Linked DNA regions of Homo sapiens: region 1 is linked to region 2. The links are chromatin loops, found by intact Hi-C in ENCODE. Cell type or tissue: CD14-positive monocyte. All regions are shown on one strand. Each heading gives the region's core, and the rest is flanking DNA. Links, peaks and the distances in the headings are about the cores only. Region 1 overlaps COLEC12 (collectin subfamily member 12). Region 2 overlaps COLEC12 (collectin subfamily member 12).

What was found. A loop is a pair of places that touch in the nucleus more often than their neighbours do. Peaks named below come from ENCODE experiments on the same cell type or tissue, not always from the same donor. Only the 100,000 strongest peaks of a DNase experiment are listed, where the experiment ranks them.
Region 1: it touches region 2 in a loop (1.9-fold over the local background); 7 of 110 quality-filtered maps call a loop at or near these places.

What each region holds. Positions count from the first base shown.
Region 1 is chr18:319,834-325,215 of GRCh38, forward strand. COLEC12 (collectin subfamily member 12) reads right to left here. Exons shown (of 10, transcript NM_130386.3): 9 at 1,829-1,974; 10 at 1-231. The coding sequence ends at 212. Among named protein-coding and RNA genes, the nearest start is that of THOC1, 54 kb to the left of the region's middle. In CD14-positive monocyte, for the core only: a CTCF peak has its summit at 2,888; DNase peaks (open chromatin) are centred at 2,898 and 3,638; H3K4me3 peaks cover 938 bases; H3K27ac peaks cover 1,748 bases.
Region 2 is chr18:377,287-382,668 of GRCh38, forward strand. The region is part of intron 2 of COLEC12 (collectin subfamily member 12); the gene reads right to left. LOC107985155 (a long non-coding RNA gene) reads left to right here. Exons shown (of 2, transcript XR_007066264.1): 1 at 1-5,382. Among named protein-coding and RNA genes, the nearest start is that of THOC1, 110 kb to the left of the region's middle. In CD14-positive monocyte, for the core only: no CTCF peak of the experiment used is centred there; a DNase peak (open chromatin) is centred at 2,575; H3K4me3 peaks cover 3,161 bases; H3K27ac peaks cover 3,528 bases.

The DNA of each region.
Region 1 (5,382 bases), core at 140-5,139, 57 kb before region 2:
GAAAATCAGCATATCACCCTGGGGAACATTTTAGTTCCCAAGTCTTTGGGTAATGACGGATGGTAAAAAACACTAGCTGTCAATTTTTTTTCAGTAATTGGTTTTCAGTGCTTTTTTTTTTTCAATCTGATGAGAAGGTGATGCAATTAGAAAGGAGTGTCCTTTGCCTTTGAGAGCTGAAAATTTGCTCATGTGATCCCATCACAGTCCGTTATAATGCAGATGACAGTACTAAAAGAGAGAAATAAGAATGGGCATTAGTTTTTCTTAAATAATAAAGTTAATGTGCAATTCAAAAAAAGGGAACGTGTATTTTTATAGGACAGTGTCTAAAATACATCATTCAACAATGCTTATATTTTCAAAGAAATGTCTAGAAGATCTTATTTGGATGAAAAGATAAGTTTCATTTTGAAAAGCCAAGTTTCATTTTGAAAAGCCTATTCTGGGAAAGCCTGGTCCCTACTCAAATCCCAAATGGCCAAACAAAGCATACAAAAGACAAATCTGAGTTACTTGTCACCATCAATTATAATCCCTTGTTTAGATATCTGTGTTTTTCCCCCTCAACTGACCCAGCTGTGAGTTCCTATGTGTCTTAAGGTCCCTAGCACTTGGACCAATGCCTGACACATCAAAGGTGCTCAGTAACTGTCTGTTGAATGGCAATACGGATAATTTATGCCCCAGTTACTTCCAAAAATAGTTTGACCAAAATATATTTGAGGTTTTTGTTTTTATATGAACAGCTTTATTGAAATATAATTGACAAATTGTATAATTCACCCATTTAAAGCATATAATTCAGTGGTCTTTGGTATAGTCACAAAGTTATGCAATTTAGAACCAATCTAATCTAATTTTAGAACATTTCCATCACCCCAAAAAGAAACCCCATACCCATTAGCATTCATTCCCCATTTCCTCTGTCCCCTATCACAAACTTTTAATCTCATTCTGGTGAAGAAAACTAAGATGCCACATTCCAAAGAGGGTCGTGTGTTAAATGAAGCTTTAGATACATAGCCTTTGAAGTCAAGAAAATCTCCAAAAGCTGCTTTGGCTTATGAGCTGATAAGCAGCACAGACCATCTCCCTCTATTATGTATCACAGGATCTGGCCTATAGTAGATGCTCAATAGATACACGTGGAATTGAACGCTTGGCCACCTGGATTAGCTGTGTATGGATGTCTACGGAAAAGAACTAACATTGGTGCTATATCTCTTTTCTTTTTTGAGATGGAGTTTCGCTGTTGTTTCCCAGGCTGGAGTGCAATGGTGCGATCTCGGCTCCCCACAACCTCTGCCTCCTGGGTTCAAGCTATTCTCCTGCCTCAGCCTCCTGAGTAGCTGGGATTACAGGCATGCGCCACCATGCCCGGCTAATTTTGTATTTTTAGTAGAGATGGGGTTTCTCCGTGTTGGCCAGACTGGTCTCAAACTCCCAACATCAGGTGATCTGCCCGCCTCCACCTCCCAAAGTGCTGGGATTACAGGCGTGAGCCACCGTGCCTGGCTGGTGCTATATTTTAAAGAACAATTAACTCACAATATAAGATACTTATGTGGGTCAGTTAGTTTAGCATTCGTTGAGTACTTCCTACATGTGAGGCACATTTATTAACTTATTTAAATCTTCACAACCTCGTGAAGAAGATGCTATTACTATTTCCCTGAGGTTAATCACCTGCCCAGTTAATAAATGGCATAACCAGGGCTGAAACCTAATTGCAGTGCCTGCATTCAGGGCCCTTGTACTCACCACCCCTCACCCTTTCATAGGACATAAGCTGGCAGCTCCCTCTTAAATCCCATCTACTGCTCACCTGTCTCCCTGTCTTTTTCGCAAATGAAGTTATTGACGTCTTCACATTGGAAATCGTTCCACTGCCCAGCATAAATCAACCCAGCACAGTCTTCTCCTGGCCCATGGCCATGACCCCAGTTATCCGGCTGTCCAGCTTTCCAATTTCTTTTAGCAAAACAGAAATTGAATGTTATTTGCACAGTAATGCAGAGCTTTTCTTTACTCAAGAGCAGCAGAGAATATAAAAAAACAAAATTGAAGCATGTCATTTATCCTGGAATGAAAATGCAGTTTAAAAATCAGTACATGCTCTTATTCAGAGAAAGGAGCAGCTGTTTTGCAGAGTAATGCATAATGCGGCATCTCCCTGCGCGCTTGTGATCTTTGCTACCATGAACCAAACTCACTAGGCTGGTTCATCAGAATGCAGAGGGAGCGAATCTTGCTTTGGGACAGTTAGATGAATAACTTTCTAATGTGTACTGGAATGCTGACTTCTGGGCATGAGTGTATATATGTGTGTGAATATCTATTCATTATGAGGACATGATACACACACACACACACACACACGCACACATGATCTTGTGAGAACCCAGAGGGACCTTGTACATTTCAATATCTTGCCTCTAACAAGTCCAAGAGCCAGGAAGAGAAAGTGAAAGACTTTTGATATACATTTACAAGAACCTACAATTACAAATAACTGGTTATGATTGTCTGGGTGAGTTGTAGAAGGTTGATTGCTTTAGAAAGAAATAGTAACTTAATCTTACTGAAAATGACTCCTACATTTCACTCCCTTTTTTGGGAGAGAGATTCTTAAAAACAAGTTTTCTTTAGGATGAGTTCACATGGGGCTTCTTAACTTGGATGCTGCTGCTCAGAACAGCACCTTGCCATGGATAACAGTTCTTGATTACGTTTCCACGAATAAATCAGGTGTGCTTCCAGACTCACCCCTTGAAGGTTCAATCTTGTCTAAGAAGCAGATTCATGCACAGAAGCTTGTGGCTGCTGCCTGAGAGGACAAGCCTGCCTCATGTGGAGGGTCTGGAAGAACATCTGCAGCGGAGGGTGCTTCCTATAAACAATGACTCATTACCGCACTGGCCACAGGGTGTCCTCGGGTCACCCGAGGAGACAGCCTGTATGGCCCTGTATCTTTGGACAATAACACCCGCAAAACCAGAGGCAGCGGGAAAGGACAGTTGAAGTTTAGTCAAAGGGTGGGGACAGGGTAGAACTGACTCCCCCACACCAAATGTGTATTTTGGGATTTAAAAAAAATGAGTATGAAGGCCGGGCGTAGTGGCTCATGCCTGTAATCCCAGCGTTTTGGGGGGCTGAGGCAGATGGATCACCTGAGGTCAGGAGTTCGAGACCAGCCTGGCCAACATGGCGAAACCCTGTCTCTACTAAAAATACAAAAATTAGCTGGGCATGGTGGCAGGCACCTGTAGTCCCAGCTACTTGGGAGGCTGAAGCAGGAGAATTGCTTGAATCCAGGAGGTGGAGGTTTGCAGTGAGCCAAGATCATGCCACTGCACTCCAGCCTGGGTGACAGAGCGAGGCTCCATCTCAAAAATACATATATATATATACATTGAGTGGCCTCAATTAAATAAACCTAGTGATGAAAGAGAATTCAGAGGAAACCATCGATTGGTGAGAGTAAAAATGGGATGCTACTTAGAAGGGAGAGTTAGAAAATAGTCTCACTCACTCACTCACACCAGGCATCCATAGCACTCCTGCTATGAGCCAGGTATCATCTGGGTGATGGCAACATAGCAGTGCAGAGAAGAGACAAAGTCCCAACTCTTACAGCTTACATAACAGATGAGTCACAATGAGTTCAAAATCTCAGCCTGTGACAATCTCAGCCTGACGCCAGATAGAGATGAAGTTGGAAAGAAAAGTAGTTTACTTTCACATTTGGTTTTTTGTGTAACTCTTTTCACCTTGTGAGATTCTTCTGGAGATGTCAACAATGCCTGAGCAGTTTAATCTTGTGGACATACATTTCGTTCATTTCTGCCAGTAATATGGGGGGTTTGATTCCATTTTTGTTTATAAAATTTGAGATCTATGATTCCTGAATGTATAATGATAGGATATTTGATATTCTTGACTTCTCAGTTAATTGGGAAATTATATAAATATGACTTCTTTGGGCTTAGAAGTCCTGCTTAATATTTTCCCCTTGCGTTTCCTTTTAAGTCATTTTAAGTTAAATAAATAAAAAGGATGTATCAACCAGGCAGAGAAATAACTGAGTGATAAGAAAGGAGATAATCTTTATCGCCTTTCTCCATTTGTTTTTCCAGGTCACTGGAATTCTTCACATACAGTACTCAAGGCTTTCCTTAGGACTAAAAGCAGAATGCAGTTCTGTGGCCATAAGCGGAGGTGACTGCAGTAGGCCAGAATGGGTGGAAAGTGGGTAGCCTGAAGCCAGACTGAAGGGACAATTTATTCTGTGGGCTGACCACCCAGAGTCTCAAAGCATCTCTTTGGCAAAGCTAAAATCACATGGAGTGATTTGTGGCAAAACCCCTCAGTCTGCATGTTTATAATAATATAGAACGTAACGTGTCAAATAAGCAAAATGTATATATTTTGGAGAAGAATGTCAGCTTAAATAGTGCTTAACCTCATTCACAGGTAGATTCTGGCAAGATGAATGGCTGAAGTCTGGGGCTCAAAGCCCTGAATTCTACATTATCATACACATGTCACAGAAGTGAGCGGTAGCAGCACATACATATACTTGGACATCACACTCTGAAAACACCAGGAATCTTGGAAATGCTTGGACTGATTGCTCCAGTAAGCTGGAAACACACACACACACATCAAATATATATATCTAAATATAAGATACTTAGAATAGGATTTAGAGGCTGGGCATGGTGGCTCACACCTGTAATCCCAGCACTTTGGGAGGCCGAGGTGGGTGGATCACCTGAGGTCAGGAGTTCAAGACCAGTCTGGCCAACATGGCGAAACCCCATCTCTACTAAAAATACAAAAATTAGCCGGGCCTGGTGGCAGGTGCCCGGAGTCCCAGCTACTCAGGAGTCTGAGGCACGAGAATCGCTTGAAGCCAGGAGGTGAAGGTTGTAGTGACCCAAGATCATGCCACTGTACTCCATCCTGGGTGACAAAGCGAGTCTCCATCTCAAAAGAAAAAAATAGGATTTAGAATATAGGACCATAGAATGAAAGAGCCTGGAACAGAACCTTTAACATCTTCTAATTCAGCCTAGCGCAGTGGCTCACACTGTAATCCCAGCACTTCAGGAGGCTAAGGCAGGAGGATCACTCGAGGCCAGGAGTTCAAGACCTGCCTGGGCAACACAGTGAGACCACCATCTCTATAAAAAATTTAAAATAAATTAGCCAGGTATGGTAGCTGATGCCAGAAGTCCCAGCTACTCAGGAGACTAAAGTAGGAGGATCACTTGAGCCTCGGAGGTTGAGGCTGCAGTGAGCTGTGATTGTGCCACTGCACTCCAGCCTGGACAACAGAATGAGACCATCTTAAAAAATAAAAAATAAAACACAAAA
Region 2 (5,382 bases), core at 128-5,127:
GAGAAACCAGCAGCATGATGCTCCCGGCACGTGTGAGCCCGAGGGGTCTGATGCCCATTGGTCAGGCTGCCGCCTGAAACTCATAAAGAACCCGTAGGAATTAGGACTGGAACCCCCAGCAAGCTTGCATTCCCTGGCTAGATCTAACAGTGTGCGCTGGGATATGCCAGTTACAGGCGTATCCCCTGCAATCTGCGGTGTCTTGGGCAGCACAGAAGCCACCTTTCTCGCCCCTTCCAGCAATGCTTATTCTTCGGCCTCCAAGTATGAGACCCACAGACAACACAGGCCTTGTTGCTCAAAGGAAAGGAGCCTCCCAAAACATTTGGGAGAAGTGCGCTGGGCTGGGTTGTTGGACCCTGCTGCACTGGAGGGAATCCTTGGCCATTGCTGGCAGCTTTGAAGACCTATTTTTTATTTCCAAAGCTTTTAATCCTTTGTCTATTCAGAGCCTGAGCTTGGAGCACTTGCCATCCAAAGAGACAAAAGCTGATGAGCGGCCCAAGAAAGACAGGGCCTGGATCAGAAGGACACCACCAGCTGGGTGCTTAGGAAGCACTCACTCCTGGGCTGGAACCTGGTGAGGAGTGGGGCTGGGGGAAATAGGGTGGCGGGGCGGGTTGGGGCTTTAACTCCTTCCCCACTGAGAAAGCTGTGGTTTCATCTGGACATTGAAACAACCCACATCCCAAATACCAACTCAACCAAAAAGAGAATATAGAATTGTGCACATCTTCAGCCCTAACCCACTATCCACGGGTGATAATCCAAAAATTTAACAAACGCTCTGGCACTGATCAATGAGAAAGGATACCCCCTGCTGCTGCCCAGTTGAGACTCAGTCCTGCCTGTGCCCCAACAGAGACATTTAAAAAAATACCACTGCAGTTACTTGTGGGTGGAATCTCCCGGGCAGCCAACACATTTCCCAGTGTTGGCAGAAGTTTTCAACTGCCTGGCGCTCTTCCTGGAGGGCACCCTGCACAGCGCTGGCCAGGCTGCACAGAGCTGAGGGCACATCAGAAGAAGTTGTGAATTAAACACAAAAACCGTCATAAATAAAAGTAGACAGAAGGATGGCTATTTTAAGTTGCTCCACTGTTTAGGGAAAATAGCTGCAAGGAACAGCGGCCAGGACATGGAGACTATTCTTCCATTCTTTTGTGTTTCGGTGAACTGAAACGTCCGATGCAATTGGCACGGGTTTTTCAGCCAACACAGAGGCCCACAGGGTGTGGCCACTGAGGGAGAAAGAATGAAGCAAACAGCACCCAATTCTCGACCTCCAGGGCCTTATCAGGAGGACTTTGCAATCCATTTCTTGGCAATTGCTAGTAAAAGTTGTAGGTAGATATCTAGCTCCTTACCCATAGCCTATTGTGCTCTCCGTGAGGTCTCCATCAGTGCCAAAGGGTCTACTAGGAGAACCATGTTTTATCTTGTCCTTTCAAGACCCTTCTTCTCTACATGGTGTACTTCTTCCCAATTTATTTCCCCTTTTCCTTTCTATTCCTAGATTGTTCTCCCCTCCATTCTTACATCTCCTTCCTTCTTTTCCCCAAGTACCTGCTTTGCTCTGCCATCCCCCTCATTCTCAGCAGTTCTTTTTCTTCCCAGTTCTTTCTTTCCACCAGTGCCCTCAAGAACTTCACACCCAAACTGCCAGCCATAATCCTGAATGGCCTTGGGTGAGGATTGAGCCACGCCGGTGGAAATGCACAGGGTGGTTTCTGGCAACCATGCCCTCCCCAACGCAGGGTGCACTCTGGTCGACTAAGGCTGGAGGGATGGTGCAATCTTTTTATCTCCTTTTATTAGGAAAAGAAGGTTTTGTTTTTGTTTTTTTTTTTCTTTGAGACAGGGTCTTGCTCTGTCACCTAGGCTGGAGTACGGAGGAGTGATCACAGCTCACTGAAGCCTTGACCTCCTAGGCTCAAGTGGTCCTCCCACCTCAGCCTCCCAAGTAGCTGGGACCACAGGCACATGCCACCATATCCAGCTAATTTATTTTTTTATTTTTTGTACAGATGGGGTCTCACTATATTACCCAGGCTGGTCTCAAACTCCTAGACTCAAGCAATCCTCCCATCTCGGTCTCCCAAAATGCCGGGATTACAAATGTGACCCACTGCACCCAGCCGGGAGAAAAAGTTCTAACAAGCAGAAAGGTCTGTTTACTCCAAAGCAGGTCCATGCAACTAAAAGTTTTGGAAAAGTGAAGAAAATAGAGGAGAATGACAAAGGGAAAAAGGAAGAAGTAAAAGGAACAAAGAGTAGAGAGAAAGACCTAACTTCAGTGTGATCACAATTTATTCCAGTCAAAGCCCAAAATATAAAAACTGTTTCTATTGTTCCACTAAGTAGTGGCCTCTCGGTGCTTCTGACAAGTGATTTAGAGTAAAGTGGTCTGCTCCCACAGGGGCTTGCAAATCTTCATGCATGATGGTTCGGTCGAGAAAGCCGAAGTTGCCCAGTCAGGAAGGTGGTGATGCAAAGGTCAGATGAATAAGGGAGGAGTTCATTCATCAACCCGACATGTGAGCATGGCTGGGACAGTGCGCAGGACGAAAGCCATCTGGTAGCTTTGCTTGCAAGACCAGATTAAGAAAGCACCAGCACAAAAACCACAAAGGAGAAGATGAAGCTGTATTTCCGGAGGAAAGCAAAGATTTCTACCCAAAGCTGAGGTAAGAGCTTTATTTTTTTTTTCCAATGATGAAGAAAGAATCCTACTTCCCTCTGATTTGCATTATTTTTAGCACATATGCCTCAGCATTGGTGCCCAATAGGTCCGGCAGTGTCTTTTCAACAGCCTGAAATTTTTCAGTAGTTTCCCTTTGCCTAGAGTATAAAACAAAATTCATAGCATGGCATATGAGGCCTTCATGATGGAACCACTAGCTTACTCTTTACCGTCATCTTTCCGCATTCCTCAGTGCAGCTTCAGAGTACTGGCAGCTTGCAGAGCACATTATGCTGGCTCTTCCCTCCCTTGTGTAATATGCTTTTCCCTCTGACTGGTACACTTTCCCCTACCTCCTTGCCTGGCTAAATTGTACTCTTCCTCTATAACCCATCTCAAAACTCACACTCCTCTGTGAAGTGTGAGTTCTCAGGGGTTCCCTCTTCTAAACACCTACTGCACTTGAATGCCATCCCATCATGCTAATCATCAGTCATTGTAATAGGGACAAGAATGGTATCTTTTCATCAACGGTGCCTAACACAGGAAGTACCCCAAATTTGTGTCGATGATTAATGCAGCATTCATTTGAATTCCACATGTACACACATTTAATTACACACACTCACATACACACACTCACACACACACGCTTGCAGGATGTCTTCTCCTGCATCTCTAGGGGTGTGGGTTCCAGGTGGGCCCCTGCCATGAAGTTTCTGATCATGCCCCAGTGATAATATGGATGTGACGGAAAGAAGTGAGCTGTACATCAGAAATCAAGTTTGAAATTTGGGAATGTCTTTACGTTCTTAGAGACCTCATCTGCACAGGCCTCAGCTTTCAACTCAGGCAGAGTACGTAAGTTTGCATGAGAACGTAGAGTAGACAAAAGTGAGAGACGGCAGAAAGAAAGAGGTACAGGGTCTTGTGTGGAGCCTCCCACATGGTTCTCTTCCAGTTCCCTAGGCAACCGGCCCCTGATGAGTGGTTCTATCTGGAGAGCCATATATTATTTCCATAGATGTTAATTCCATTTTTTATGAACCCTTTCCCAAAGAGCCACAGAATGTCAAAAGTGCTGAGAGAAGAAGTTGAGCCTTCTATAAATGTCAAAGCAAACAGAACCAGGCTCAGAGAAAGCAAGGTAAGTACTGGAAGGAACTCCTTGCATTGCAAGGCAGGTGAAGAAAAGTGCAGAAATGGCTATTTACATAGGAAGGAGTTTCTGCAAGAGTCAATTGTATTGAGACATACTTCTGCTCTAAAACCCAAGTTTTCAATGTCTGGCATGAAACTGGCAGGAGAGAAGAGGGATATTGAAATCTCAAGGGTTCTGCAGTTCTAAAATTTGATGTGGTTTCTGTTCACGTCAACATAAAGAAATGATAAATACTTGAGGTGATGAATATGCTAATTACCATGATTTGATCATTATACACTGCATACATGTATCAAAATATCACACTGTACCCCATCAATAAGTAAAAGTATTATGTGTCAATTAAAATAATAATAATAAAGGAAATGCCAATGAAAACAAAATGATAATCCCTATTTACCACACATTTTGGTGGGAATATAAGTTGTTATAACCTTTTTGGAGGGCAACCAAAATTTTAAGTGTATATATTCTTTGATATGTCAATTTCAGTTATAGAAATAAATTCTTCTGAAATATTCCAACAGTACAAAGGTATATGAATGAGAATATTCACTAAAACATTACTTGTCATGAAGGAAAAAATGGAAACTTTTAATGTCCATCCAAAGGGAAATTATTGTATAAATCACGGGGCATCATGGTCTGAAATTCTGTGCAGTAGATAAAACAATAAATTCATATGCAGTAGCATGGAGATATATCCCTATGATATACATAGTTTCAAGTAAAATAAAGCAAGTTGCTGAAGGATTTTTTTTTTAAAAAGCTCACCTCTCATCAGGAAAATAATGACTGGATTTACAAATGCCAAGAACTCATTATTGGGGCATGTTAAACAAGTAAGCAGATCTGTGATCTCTTACAGACTTAAAAAAAAGACTTACTGCAACCATGGGGGAGACAGAAGCATTACTAGGACCTGCCCTGCTATAGTCATCTGCAACACACCCATGGCGGAGTTGGAACAGTATTTTTACTAGCACATACCAGGTATACTGTGGGTCAAACAGGCATTGCAGATGGCCAGATGATCTGATTACCAGTGAAAAACATTATTTCTAGGGCAAACTGTGTCTTTAAATTATCAAAATCTGCCTAATAATTCACCCTTCCTGTGTTAAGTTAGGGAGTCCCTGTATAAATCAGATACAGATGGAAAAAAAATCCCTTTTTCTTTCTGCTTTTCATGCCCAGAATCAAGAATATAATTAGCTTCACAGATATGTGGTCTTACTACTTTATATAGTAAATTTACTTGTAGGCAAGAAGAGTGTCTTCTAAGTGTTCTGCATCTCATCACAACAGAGTAGGTTTTCCTAACCTCGCAAATACATGACCTGAAAAAACAGGATTGAAAACGACTTTGAAAGGCTGGAACTCTGGAGCAAACCCAATATAATGAAATTCAACAGGAATGAAGTCCCTGCTTACCTTAGGCTCAAGTTTCTATCTGGACACTCCACTTATTAGCACTAATCCCCCCGAGCCCTGGTTTCTTAATGTGTAGTATGGGCATCATTACAGCCACATTATA